Linked DNA regions of Homo sapiens: region 1 is linked to region 2. Evidence: read pairs that join two places in POLR2A ChIA-PET (ENCODE). Cell type or tissue: OCI-LY7. All regions are shown on one strand. Links, peaks and the distances in the headings refer to the core of each region. The heading gives the core; the rest is flanking DNA. Region 1 holds the start of SNORA118 (small nucleolar RNA, H/ACA box 118). Region 2 holds the start of BABAM1 (BRISC and BRCA1 A complex member 1).

Evidence for each region. Peaks named below come from ENCODE experiments on the same cell type or tissue, not always from the same donor. Only the 100,000 strongest peaks of a DNase experiment are listed, where the experiment ranks them.
Region 1: POLR2A ChIA-PET joins it to region 2 with 26 read pairs; 4 of 35 experiments call an interaction of 5 or more read pairs at or near these places.

Annotation. Positions count from the first base shown.
Region 1 is chr19:17,090,608-17,093,517 of GRCh38, reverse strand. All of the region lies in intron 1 of MYO9B (myosin IXB), which reads right to left. It overlaps SNORA118 (small nucleolar RNA, H/ACA box 118), which reads right to left and starts at 1,283; the gene lies at 1,153-1,283. In OCI-LY7, for the core only: no CTCF peak of the experiment used is centred there; a DNase peak (open chromatin) is centred at 1,684.
Region 2 is chr19:17,265,394-17,268,303 of GRCh38, reverse strand. BABAM1 (BRISC and BRCA1 A complex member 1) reads right to left here and starts at 861. Exons shown (of 9, transcript NM_014173.4): 1 at 777-861. RefSeq lists enhancers at 373-1,084, 592-1,091, 1,352-1,811. In OCI-LY7, for the core only: no CTCF peak of the experiment used is centred there; a DNase peak (open chromatin) is centred at 1,003; H3K4me3 peaks cover 1,591 bases; H3K27ac peaks cover 1,998 bases.

The sequences.
Region 1 (2,910 bases), core at 148-2,647, 170 kb after region 2:
TTCCCAGGTGCCACATGGTATCGCTCACCTGGTCGTCCCAGGACGCCACGAGAGTTAATCATGGAATGTTCCCAGGCAGCTCCACAGGGCCAAGGAAGATGGACAGAGGTTTACGCACTTCTAATCCAGGTAAGGAATACAGGAGCCCAAACCGAAGATATATGTCTTTTTCTTTTTTTTTTTTTGAAATGGGAGTTTCACTCTTGTTGCCCAGGCTGGAGTGCAGTGGCACGATCTTGGCTCACTGCACCTCTGCCTCCAGGTTCAAGCCATTTTCCTGCCTCAGCCTCCCAAGTAGTTGGGATTACAGGCGTGCACCACCACGCCCAGCTAATTTTTTGTATTTTTGGTTGAGACAGGGTTTCACCATGTTGGTCAGGCTGGTCTCCAACTCCTGACCTCAGGTGATCCGCCCACCTCAGCCTCCCAAAGTGCCAGGATTACAGGTGTGAGCCACAGTGCCTGGCCAAGATACATGTCTTAATCACACATGCATGAATGTGTGTGTGCACTGGCATATGTACTTCCATGTGCTTGCATGTACACAGAGGAAACACATGTGAATACACACACTTCTGTGCATACAGTATACAAACATGAACACACCTCTGTGAACACAACATAGGACACACCCATGCTCATATAAACACAGCACACACATGGACACACTATGCACACACATGCTTGTACACATAGTCATATGCTTGTATACACACTCACATGCATGCACATGCATACAAGGACACAGGTATGAAAAAACATATGTGCAAGCGCTTTTTTTTTTTTTTTTTTTTTGACGGAGCCTTGCTCTGTCACCCAGGCTGGAATGCAGCGGTGCGATCTCAGCTCACTGCAACCTCTGCCTACTGGGTTCAAGAGATTCTCGTGCTTCAGCCTCCCATGTAGCTGGGATATAGGCGTGCATCACCACGTCTGGCTAATTTTTGTACTTTTAATAGAGACAGGGCTTTGCCATGTTGGCCAGGCTGGTCTCCAACTTCTAGCCTCAAGTGATCCAGCCGCCTCGCCCAGCATATACTTCCATATGAACACTCATGCACACACATGTGCCCAGCCACACGTATATGCTTGTACACAAAACACTTGCATGCACATGTCCACCCACATGTTCATGCCTACATACATGCGTACACCTGTGTATGTGCACACAGCGAGGCCTGGGCAGAGTTGGCCCGTCCTGTGACGTTCACTTTTGTGACCAGGGGCTCAGTGCAGCTCCCAGCTGGCGGGCTTTGGGCTGACTTATGGCTGAGCTGCCTGGATGTAGGCGACGCAAAACTCACTGGGATATGCCTACTTCCTCCTTCACAGCAGAGAGCAGCTCTGAGCGAGAAGCCAGGAGAACCCAAGGATGGGCTCTTTCTTCTGCTCCCGGCAGCCTCTGCCACCCACTGAGGGGACGGCTGATGCTAGCTCATGGAATCACAAGGGCTGAAGGCCACATGGACGGCTGCACTTGAGACTGCTCCGTGTCCTCCAGGGACTGCTGATGGAGCACCAGGAGCCCTCTGAGCCCTGCTGGGAACAAAGCCTGTGGGGGCTTCTGCAGCTCTGGGCCCCTGGTGTGCGGGGCAGAAGGGCAGACTCTCAGGAAACCCCACTCTCAGAGATGGGGCTGAAGGGGACGGTCACAGGACTGGCAGATGCGTGCCCCGCCCCCAGGCCAGGAGGAAGTGGATAAGGGCTTGCTCAAGGCGGCTGCTGAGCAGCCAGGGCTGCAGGGAAGGGGGTAGCCCTAGAAGGGACATCCCTCCCTGGGAGTGGGATGGGGGTGGTGGGAGCAGAAACTAGCTGGGACCACAAGCTGGCGTGCCCCCTGCAAGGCTCATCGGCCTGGTCCTCTCCTGCTCCCACAGGTGGGACCATGGGCCTGTCCTTTCACCCACAGCTCTGGGCTGACCCCCTATACCTGGGCCTGAACACTACCATACCCAGCTAATTTTTGTATTTTTAGTAGAGATGGGGTTTCACCATGTTGGCCAGGCTGGTCTCAAACTCCTGACCTCAAGTGACCCTCCTACCTCGGCCTCCCAAAGTGCTGGGATTACAGGTGTGAGCCACTGTGCCTGGCCACAAGACGCCATCTCTATAAAAAATTAAAAAATTAGCTGGGCGTGGTGGTGCACATCTATAATCCCAGCTACTCGGGAGGCCGAGGCAGGGGGATTGCCTGAGCCCATGAGGCCAAGGCTGCAGTGAGCTGTGATCATGCCACTGCACTCCAGCCTGGGCCACAGAGCAAGACCATGTATCAAAAAAACAAACAAAAAACAAAACAAAACTGCTTCCAAACATGGAAGCAACTGTTTTCATGCCTTTTGTGAAAGAATCCTTCCCTCCCTGGATTGGGGAGCCTCCTTTGTTAAATACTACACATGGCGTTATTTTATACATGTGGTCCGCCTCTGGGCTGCTGAGGCTTGTGAGGTGCCACGCTGTTTTGATTATCAGAGCTTCAGAGAATGTTCTCACTCGGCAGGGCTCAGTCTTTTGGGGTTTCCCAGGAGACCTGGGACCTGGAAATTAGTCTTACTGTGGCTTAAGATCCCTGCCCCAAGTGGATGTGAAACCTGCCCTTGGAAAATACCCTGGTTCTGGCGGGAATGGAAGGAAGCAGATTGGGGATGGAGGAACCAGGGACCTGAAGTCCCTGTGGGGGACAGCTCAGCCAAGTGGCGACCTCGGGTTATGGTTGTGTTTTGGGGTACGGGTCCTGAAAACGTGTTTCCTTCCTTAAACCGAATTGTCTCACCAAAATACCCCAAGGCTAACACACCCGCTCTACCACCTGACTCATGACCATCCCACGCACAGACAATGTGAACAGGAAGCAAAATACATCCTCCAGCTGACAGCATCAGTACGACCAAGGCCTTGTGTAAGAACAAT
Region 2 (2,910 bases), core at 14-2,513:
TCCGACATAAGATAACAGTCCCCCCTCTTTTTTCCTCTTTTTTTTTTTAACGTAGTGCTAGCCCCATGCCCCTACTCGGCCAGTGAGCACATCCCAGCTCTCTGGCCACTGAAAATGGCTCAGGGATGGGCACATGACCCAAATCAGGCCATTGAGTGGCAGCTCTGCAACTTCTAGCAGTGTCATCAAGGAAAAGAGACTCTCATTAGAGTTGCAGAGCTGGTAGAATAAAGTTGAGAGCTGTGAGGGGCCCCTTTTGCCTCGGTAAAAAGCGAAATGGTCTCCACCGAGAAAACTGCAGATCGAATTCTGACCACCTGGACCCAGCTCCTGTTAGACCCAATCTATAAGCCACCAACTTCCTTTTCTTCCTTAAGCCAGATTGAGTAGGGTTTTCTGTTACCTAAAACTGAAAATGTCTTGGTGAATAAGGGAATAATAACCTCTAGGACACCCTCGTCCCTAGCGGGTGTCTGCATGAGGGAGAAGCAAAATATTAGTACTGTGGTTCCCCTTGGAGAGAAACAGGACGCGAATGGAGCAGTTTGTCTATCTGGGAAATAGGCACGGGCTTCCCAAGATGGTCTTTGAGCGCCTTGCAGTCCCCACACCTCTAAGAAAAACAAGGCTTTAGCGGCAGCAAGAAGGATGGAGGCTACACTGCAGGAGAAACCAGAAATAAAGGCGGAAGCCCCAGGAAAGGCGAGGAGCTGGATCTCTTGGGGCAAAGGGAGCTGGGCCCCTAGGAACGGGCCCCACACGCTTTCACCACCCACCTTCGGCTCACCGTAGCCTGAACCTCCTTCTAAATCAGCCGCCGACTCACTAGGAAGCCGCCATCTTTACAGCCGGAAGTTGTACGGCGCAGCCCCGACGCCTCCTGGGAAATGTAGTTCAGCGGGCTGCAGAACAAGCAGAGACAGAAACTGGTTGAGGCTAGAAAGAACTTGGAAACTGATAGGCTGAAACTGGGTTGGGGGTGGGGTTTGGAGTGAGAGCTGCCTGGAGCTGGGTGCGGCGGGACCTGGAATGTGATTGGCTACACTGGAGCAAAGTATGAAATGTGATTGGATTAAAAAAATTAGTGAATTTTTGTTTTTGGCCGAATCAGACTACAATAGTCAGTGCTTCTACCGTGATAGGCTGAAACGTGGAATAGAGGTGGAGCTTGCAATGTGATAGGCTAAGAGGGACGGAGAAGGCCGATTTAGGGAAAGAGGAGGAGCTGATTGGTGATTGGTGGAGCTGGCCTGAGCCTCCATGTGGGGCAGGTATTCCCATGTGGGTGTGGCCTGAGCATCCAGGGCCCTTCCCAATTACTTAATTCTTGTTCCTTATTTTACATATATTTGCATGAATCAAAAAATACTTACTCTGGTCTTATTGGGTCACTGTAGGTGGAGCGAAGCTAAGTCGGGCCTATTTCAAGCCTACCTCTTTTTTCATGGCTTTTTTTTTTCTTATTTTTAGAGACAGGGTATCGCTCTGTCGCCCAAACTAGACTGCAGTCACGCGATCATGGCTAGTCACTACAGCCAAGCGATCGCTCAAGTAGCTGGGACTACAGGCGAGGACCACCGCATCAGACTACCCTAGGCTTCCTTCCTTTTTTTTTTATTTTTATTTTTTAGATGGAGTCTCACTCTGTCGCCCAGGCTGCCGTTGTCTTCTTAGTGCACACTTCCCCCTTAGCCCCAGAAGTATTTATTTATTTATTTTTATTTTTTTGAGACAAGAGTCTTGCTCTGTCGCCCAGGCTGGAGTGCAGTGGCTCAATCTCGGCTCACTGCAACCTCCACCTCCAGGGATCGAGCAATTCTCCTGCCTCAGCCTCCCAAGTAGCTGGGATTACAGGCATGCACCACCAGGCCCGGCTGAGATATATATAGTATTTTTAGTAGAGCTGGGTTTTTGTTGTGTTTTTTTTTTTCGTTTTTGTTTTTGTTTTTTTGAGATGGAGTCTCGCTGTGTCACCTAGAGCGGCTCTTTGAAGGCTCTAAGCCTTTGCCCAGGAAGTTCCTTCTGCCTGGAATGCTGTTCCTCCTGTTGCTTTTCTGGCAAGTTCTTTATGCTTCAAAGCTCACCTTACACAGCCCCTCCGGCTATTCTCGAATTAGAGCCTGGCCAATGTGGCCGGCTTCTTTGACCCTCAAAAAAAAAAAAACAACTGAGGAGTTGGGGGCAGTGGCTCACACCTATAATCCCAGCATTTTGGGAGGCTGAGGTGGGTGGATCACGAGGTCAGGAGTTAGAGATCAGCCTGGCCAATATGGTGAAACCCCGTCTCTACTAAAAATACAAAAAATTAGCTGGGTGTGGTGGCGCGCACCTATAATCACAGCTACTCAGAAGGCTGAGGCAGAAGAATTGCTTGAACCCAGGAGGTGGAGGTTGCAGTGAGCCGAGATCGCACCACTGCACTCCAGCCTGCGTGGCAGAACAAGATTCCATCTAATAAAATAAAATAAATAAATAAACTGAGGCTTCAAGTGGCTCTTAAATGTTTCTGGGGCTGGTGGGGTCGGTGGCTCATGCCTGTAATCCCAACACTTTGGGAGGCTGAGGTGAGTGGATCACCTGAGGTCAGGAGTTTAAGACCAGCCTCGCCAACATGGGAAAAACCCATCCCTAGCCGGGTGCGGTGGCTCACGCCTGTAATCCCAGCACTTTGGGAGGCCGAGGCTGGCAGATCACTTGAGGTCAGGAGTTCGAGACCAGCCTGGTCAGCATGGTGAAACCCTGTCTCTACTAAAAATACAAAAATTAGCTGGGCATTGTGGTGGGCACTTGTAATCCCAGCTACTCGGGAGGCTGAGGCAGGAGAATTTCTTGAACCCAGGAGGTGGAGGTTGCAATGAGCCAAGGTTGCGCCACTGCACTCTAGCCTAGGCGACAGAGCAAGACTCCATC